Linked DNA regions of Homo sapiens: region 2 is linked to region 1. The links are chromatin contacts, found by Hi-C or POLR2A ChIA-PET in ENCODE. All regions are on one chromosome and are shown on one strand. Each heading gives the region's core, a stretch centred on a gene start or an enhancer-like site at or near the end of the contact. The rest is flanking DNA. Distances are from core to core; before and after follow the strand shown.

Evidence for each region. A loop is a pair of places that touch in the nucleus more often than their neighbours do. ChIA-PET counts read pairs that join two places held with the same protein, here RNA polymerase II (POLR2A). Pooled maps may share reads with other maps.
Region 2: a loop to region 1 is called in a pooled map, with 4 times the contacts of the local background. The contact joins the promoter of RUBCNL here to the promoter of COG3 in region 1. A Hi-C loop is called at or near these places in 1 of 50 pooled maps. POLR2A ChIA-PET finds 5 or more read pairs at or near these places in 2 of 52 experiments (GM12878 and activated T-cell).

Annotation. Positions count from the first base shown.
Region 1 is chr13:45,463,113-45,466,800 of GRCh38, forward strand. COG3 (component of oligomeric golgi complex 3) reads left to right here and starts at 1,827. Exons shown (of 23, transcript NM_031431.4): 1 at 1,827-2,098. The coding sequence starts at 1,925.
Region 2 is chr13:46,385,401-46,389,088 of GRCh38, forward strand. RUBCNL (rubicon like autophagy enhancer) reads right to left here and starts at 1,852. Exons shown (of 15, transcript NM_025113.5): 1 at 1,734-1,852. RefSeq lists enhancers at 1,619-1,708, 2,089-2,368, 2,399-2,498, 2,519-2,628.

The sequences.
Region 1 (3,688 bases), core at 577-3,076:
AACTTGCATGTCTATTTTGGTATAAACATCCAAAGCTTATGTCAAGTCTTATTTTTGTTCATACTTAAGCAATATAATACAATTATTTACATCAACATTGGGGATCTGCAGATTTTTTAAGGGCTTTGTACAGCAGGCAACTTGGAGAAGCTGTGGTATATAAAGGGTGTCAGACACAGTCAGGATATCTAAGTTCCAGTGGTGACGCTGATGTTAACCACCTGATTGCAGGATGTTAGGCTGCTTGCTTCACCTCTACGGGTTGTAGTTTGCTCCTCTGTAGACAGAAAGGGCTTGATTATATGATTTTAAAATTCTCTTCCAACTTCAAATTCTATTCTTTTTTTTTTTGAGACAGAGTTTAGCTCTTGTTGCCCAGGCTGGAGTGCAATGGTGCAACGTTGGCTCACAGCAACCTCCGCCTCCTGGGTTCAAGCGATTCTCCTGCCTCAGCCTCCCGAGTAGCTGGGATTACAGGCATGCACCTCCACGCGCAGCTAAGTTTTTTTGTATTTTTAGTAGAGACGGGATTTCTCCATGTTGATCAGGCTGGTCTCGAACTCCCGACCTCAGGTAATCCGCCCACCTCGGCTTCCCAGAGTGCTGGGATTACAGGTGTGAGCCACTGCGCCCGGTCTCAAATTCTGCTCTTAAAAGATCAGAGCCTTCATTTGGGAACATAGCCAGGCACTGATTTGTGCTATAAAGCCTGAATAAAGCCTTCAGACTTTACCCAGACAATGGTCAAAATTGCTACGAAGCTGTTTCCACCTGCCTTGACTCCAGGGAGGAGCAGGAAGAGGCCTCCATAACTTGTAGAAGATTGTCTGTTCTCCACCATTTATTTATTCAATCGTTTATTTATAGCAGTATGGACTCATGGGTATTTATTTTATTCTGTAAATTATGATCCAATACTATCATTATTTATTTTGTTGCTCAAATCTACAATATGATTTAAATGGTAGAGTAGAATTACATGTCTGTACCACAAATTATTATTATTATACATTTTGAGACAGTCTCACTTGATGCCCAGGCCGGAATGCAGTGGCAAGATCTCTGCTCACTGCAACGTCCACCTTCCAGGTTCAGGAGATTCTCCTGCCTCAGCCTCTCAGGCTGATTACTGGCATGTGCCACCACGCCTGGCTAATTTTTGTGCTTTTAGTAGAGACGGGGTTCAACCATGTTGGCCAGTCTGGTCTCAAACTCCTGACCTCAGGTGATACGCCCACCTCGGTCTCCCAAAGTGCTGAGATTACAGGCCTGAGCCCCCGCGCCTGGTCTGTGCCACAAATTCTTGATCCAGTTCTTCAATGTTGGACATTTAGGTTGTCTCCAGTTATTTGATACCATTAATGATGTCTGAGATACACACATCTTTGAATTTTTTATGTGTTTCCGTAAATTAGTTTTCTAGTAGGGGAATTACTGGATGTTGGAAAAGTTTATGCTTTTGGTTTTGATCCAAGAGGCATAAATTGTCAACATGCCAACATGGAAATCATACACTCCACACATTCTACCCAGACTACCCAGCTGTAAGCAGAGAGGTGTAGATCCAAGTCTCCTGCCGGCAGGGTGATTTAGCGCAGTTGTCAATAATCTGTACAACACGTAACAATAAAGTTATTGATGTTGAGGAAAAGACTTCCGGTAGGGGCATTTCTATTTCCATTGGGTCCTGTCTTCTCCACCTTCTACGTTTCAACCGGAAATAGTCGTACCCATTTAAAGCCACGTCGGTACTGGCCTCGGTCCCGCCCCCCACACTGCGGAACCGTTTCCGGGGTCAGGGCATTCCGTCCCGCCCCGCCGCCGGTGCAGTGTTGGAAGCTCCGGTTCTCCCGGAAGTGGCCCAGGTCTCTCTGTCGGGGTCCCCTCCATCTCGCTGCTGCTGAAGGCCGCGAGGGCGGCGGCGATGGCGGAGGCGGCGCTGTTGCTGCTGCCTGAGGCGGCGGCGGAGCGGGACGCTAGGGAAAAGCTGGCTCTCTGGGATCGGAGACCGGACACGACGGCGCCGCTGACCGACAGGCAGACGGACTCGGTATTGGAGCTGAAGGCGGCGGCAGAGAACTTGCCGGTGCCAGCTGAGGTGAGGTGATGGGCAGGAACCGGGCCGGGGCGATGGGGCTGGGATTCTCCTCGGGCGCCCCGGCAGGACCCCGGCCTCACTAGCCTCTGCCCAGGATATCTCTCCACTCCTCCCTGGCCATGGTGGCGGATCCGGTGGGAGGGGCCTCATCTCCCAGGCTGTCAGGCTTCGCTCTGCCTGCGACCCCGACTCTAATTCTGCCTGGGGACGGCTGTGGGGGTGTCCTGCAGCTGGTGCTCGCCGGAACCCAGTCCTCCCCCAGCAGCATGGGACGGTTGGCCCGGAGCCTTGCACCGAACGTTTTGCCCCAGACGAGGCGTCCTGTCAGCCGAGGCGTAATCCTGCTGCCCACTCTCTCCCAGAAGGAGAGGCAGTCAACCCGAGGTGCTGTGCTGCAGGACAGTCTCCAGCGCGTGCTCGTTTACCGCCTTAATGATTCACCTAGGTTGCTTTGTCCATGGGGGTCTTGGGGAGACCAAAACTTGGTCCTGAGTGAGTTTCATTTATCGCACATTGAACTATGAGCTCTCAATCAAGTGCAAGTTATGGGAGATCAGATTTATTTCACCTATTGCAAAGCAATAAAAATGAATTTTATTTGAAAGTTGGCTCAGTACATTATTAAGCAGTGCTGGTTTTCGGTGTTAGAGTCAATGTGTTTAATCCACTTACCATTAGGATATTATGCACTACTGCTTCTTGTGTGATTCAATTCAATTAGTTGTAATAGCAGGAAGTAACATGAATTGTCAGATGTTTGACAAACGTTTTCCAGTTTTGAGGGCCAGGTTTAGGAGGATTATTTTATATAAGCAGTGGTGATGGTTACTTTTGATGTTGGAAGCATTCTTTTCTCTCGCTCTGTCGCCCAGGCTGGAGTGCAGTGGCGTGACCTCGGCTCACTGCAACCTCCACCTCCCGGGTTCAAGCGATTCTCCTGTCTCAGCCTCCCGAGTAGCTGGGATCACAGGTGCCTGCCACTACACCCGGCTAATTTTTTGTATTTTTAGTAGAGATGGGGTTTCGCCCTGTTGTCCAGGCTGTTCTCGAACTCCTGACCTCAAGTGATCTGCCCGCCTCGGCCTCCGAAAATGCTGGGATTACAGTCGTGAGCCACCGTGCCTGGCCTGAAGCATTCTTTTTATACGATTTGGAATTGTGTCCAAATGCAGATTGAGTTTAGAGTCTTCAACTTTTTCTGTCCTCCAACTTTAGAGATTTGATTTAAACGTTCTCTTCACATTCACTGTTGTATGCTCAGCCATCAAATAGGCGTTCTTTCTTGGGTTTCTTTTTCCACCTCTAGGATATGGTACCGGAAGTGGATCTGAAATCAATGAAGGCGCAGGTGGAAATTTCTTTGGCTCAGCTATCAAACTCTTTTATACCCTGGATAATAAAAGTTGTTTGCTCTATAAATTTTCCAGTCTGTTTATAATTGATTTGGCTCCTACTGCAGCAGGATGCTTGGACTTAATAGCACTGAGGGTGTGATGGGGGAGATACATATTCTACAAAAAAATTTGTTTTCATTGTCATGGGTCATAAACTATTATTTCTTATTCTCATTGAGCATGAAGGAGAACGTTT
Region 2 (3,688 bases), core at 602-3,101, 920 kb after region 1:
AAGGCTGGACATACTTATCCAAGAACTGCCTAAATTTTTACAATGACACACCATGCTAAATCTTCCATATTAGAAATTCCATATTTCTCTCCATACTAGAAATAATCGTTCCATATTAGAAATAAGAACGTAGATTTGGTAACAAGGGAAACTATTCAAATTTGCCAGTGCTATTATTTGTGTGCCTTCAGATGGGTGGGGAAAAAATGTGTCAGCAAGCAATGCAGCCTTTCTTTAGTTTTTTACTTATCCTCTAAAGATCATGCAAAAAAAAAAAAAAACCAACAAACGTTTACTCTTGGATGTTTAACCTTGGCTCCGACAGAATGTTCCTTGTATCAAAAAACAAGAACTCAGCCAACAATGTTTTTGTTGTTAAACGGTTGCATGAAGACTATGTCCAGTCAAATCTAACCCCTCACCCCGCTCCAAGGCTATGACCCTCAATTTTCATCAAAGTTCCTACCATCTCCCACTTTGTAAAGGCCCTAAAGAAGTTAATGAAGAAGGCAAAGTTCCTGTCCTCTGCTGTCACTCAGTAATGAGCAGTTTCATGTGGCAGTGCAGAAACTGGGGTTTGAGAAACAGAGGTGTCCTGACACTCTGGACCGGTAATCACGAAAACCCCAGCACTGCCATAAAGATGCTGTCTTAACTCGGCTCCAAACAAAGTTCTGTCGGCGGCCGGCAGTGTTTCAGTGGGCAGCAATGTGGTGATACCTTCACAGGATACTTTATAGGCTTCAAAACACTTCCCTCCCTCCAGGCCATTAACCTTCTAAACCACACAGTGGGGTATGGCTGGAGTATTCTCCCCCTGAGGCAAGGGAACTGAAGTTCAAGAAGGTTTCTTGACTTGCCAAGATCTCCCCGCTACTTTGGCTTTAAGAAACTGGGTCTAAGAAACTCAAGCTTACGGATTCTCTGTTCTCTGCGCGCTCCCACCACATCTTCAATTCAAAGATCCTTCCAAATTCCACAGAAATAACCCAGTAAGGGCAGCTCTTGAGTATACCTTTTCCTTTGAGTCTTAATTTTCACTCAAGGCGAAATAACCCCTCCTCTGAAAGTTCTCCACGTTTTCCAAGCGGACAGCATCAAGTTCGCAGGGGATCTGTATCAGTCTCAGCAGGTGGACTTCACAAGGGGCGGGTTGGGGGAACGCCCGCCTGACCGTGTCCGGCGTGGCGGGGGGTTGGGGGCGAGAAGAGTGGGGGTTGCTATGTAGGGCGCCCGGACCAAATAACACGCCGCGATTTCACACTCCAGCCTAGCTCAGTTATGTAGCCAAATGTTTTTCTGTCACCACATATCCACGACTTTGGCTGTGTTGAGGACGAAAACAGAGAAAAGACACTGATCCCAGAACACTGCGCCTGGGAGGACGCAGGGCGCAGGCTTTGTAGTCTCTGAGAATCGCCCTGCGTAAAAGTGTCCTGAGGTCCCGCTTCTGCGCCCTTCCCGGCCCAAGCCGAACACAGGGTCAACCTCACTCTACAAAGTCAACCGGATAGAAATCCGCCACCCCGCGAGGAGCCCCTTCCTACTGTCTCCAAGGGGTCCCCGACACTGCTCTGAGCGACCCTAAGATACCTGGGTGTCTCTGCTGGGCACAAACCTCTCTGGCGCCACTTCCACCATCCAACCTCTCCCGCGGCCCTCCCTTCCCTTTCTCCAACCACCCTCTCCACCCCGCGCCGCTCCCATCTCGCCCCCGGCCCCGCCAGCCTCACCCAGCCAAACCCGAGCGGTGGAACGCTGCGCTGGGTAAACGCCGCGCGTCGGGTCCTCCCTCGCGCGGCTCCGGGCAGCGTTCCGTGGCCACCGCGCTCCCGGTAACAGCAGAAAGGGGAGGGAGGAGAGCTACCGAGGAGGGGACAGCGACGCCCCGACGCCGCCACGCCCCCCGCCTCCCACACGGGGGCCACCGTAGCTCTCTAGAAGCTCCTCAGGGAAGCAAAGCGCCGTTCCCGCCGCAGGCACCGAGACGTCGCCCAGATGGAAGAAACTCTGGAGATGCGCGCTCCTACACCGGTGCCGCGGCGCCCGGGCCCAGCACCACGCACCTATGCGCGCCTCTGCCGGTCCTCCTAGAAATCCCGCCCTGCCTACCCGCGGCGCGAGACGCAACGACGCTTTCAGGGGTCAAAGACCTGGCAGAAATGACTTCCCAACCCCAGATGCCCCCAGCAGCAGTATTTAGCAGTCATACAATTGCCTGAAATGAAGAATGAGTAATCTGGATGAGTCGGCCCTGAAATCGACCTGCAACTTACCCGGAACGTGAGCTGTCTCTCTCTGACCTCTGCTGGCTGCTTCACCTGGAGTCTGAGTCCGACTCATGTAGCACTTCACTGTCCGCGTTAGTTTAGCCTTCACTGTCAGCAACTCGTCACCTTGTCCTCTTGCAGCGAAGGTTTGGAATCCCATCACGGGTGTGCAGTGGTTAGTCCTGAGATCATGGTGGTGCTAGGAGAACCTGCCAACCAATACAGAAAGTTGTCACGAATAGAAACCTAAGCTCTGGCCGGGTGCGGTGGTTCAAGCCTGTGATCCCAGCACCTACTTTGGGAGGCCAAGTCGGATGGATCACTTGAGGTTAGGAGTTCGAGACCAGCCTGGCCAACATGGTGAAAGCCTGTCTCTACTAAAAATATAAAAATTAGCCGAGCGTGGTGGCGGGTGCCTGTTATGCCGGCTACTAGGGAGGCTGAAGCAGGAGCAACCCGGGAGGCGGAGGTTGCAGTAAGCCGAGATCGCGCCATTGCACTCCAGCCTGGGCGACAGAGCAAGACTGTCAAAAAAAAAAAAAAAAAAAAACAGAAAGGAGAAGAAGGGAAGGAGGGAGGGAGGGAGGAAGGCAGGCAGGCAGGCAGGAAGGAACCCAAGGGAGGGAGGGAGGGAAGAAGGAAGGAAGGAAGGAAGGAACCTAAGCCAAGGAAGGAAGGAAGGAAGGAAAGCAAAGAAAGGAAGGAAGGAAGGGCGAAGGAAGGAAGGAATCTAAGCCAAGGAAGGAAGGAACCTAAGCCCAGGAAGGAAGGAAAGAAGGAAGGAAGGAAGGTAGAAGGAAGGAAGGAACCAAAGCCAAGGAAGGAAGGAAGGAAAGAAAAGTAGAAAGGAAGGAAGGAAGGAAGGAACCTAAGTCCCAGAAGGAAGGGAGGGAGGGATGGAGGAAGGAAGGAAGCTAAGCTCTCTCTCGCGGTGCCCTGACTTCTCCCGGGGAAGGACCTCTGAGCTGCCTGCACTGGTAATGACACGTAGGTGAACCGGTCCTGGCTTTCTTAGAAGATTCCCTGCTGCATAAAACCAAATCCCGTTGCACTTTCCTGGGTTCCTTGGCTTTGTCCTTTGTCATTTCCAGGATGGAGCAGAGGCACTGGTAATTTGGCTTTTACTTGCCTGGTACCTCTGGCATGGAGTGGCTAAACGGTGGCACCATGTACTAGTTGCTGCCATCTTCAGATAAAATATTGAATCAATATGACAAAAGTCAGATGAATACTAGCTGCCAATTACCCTGCTTCCCTTGGGGGCAGCCTGTTTGGAGCATAGACCAGCTTTGACCTGCAAGAACTCTGGATATTTGGAATATTTAAAATTCCAAATACAGTATCCCAGGAATTCAGGTCAGCTGAAGGCCGATTGGGAAGGGCTTACCTTAAATGAATCAGAAAGAAAAAGGTGTGGG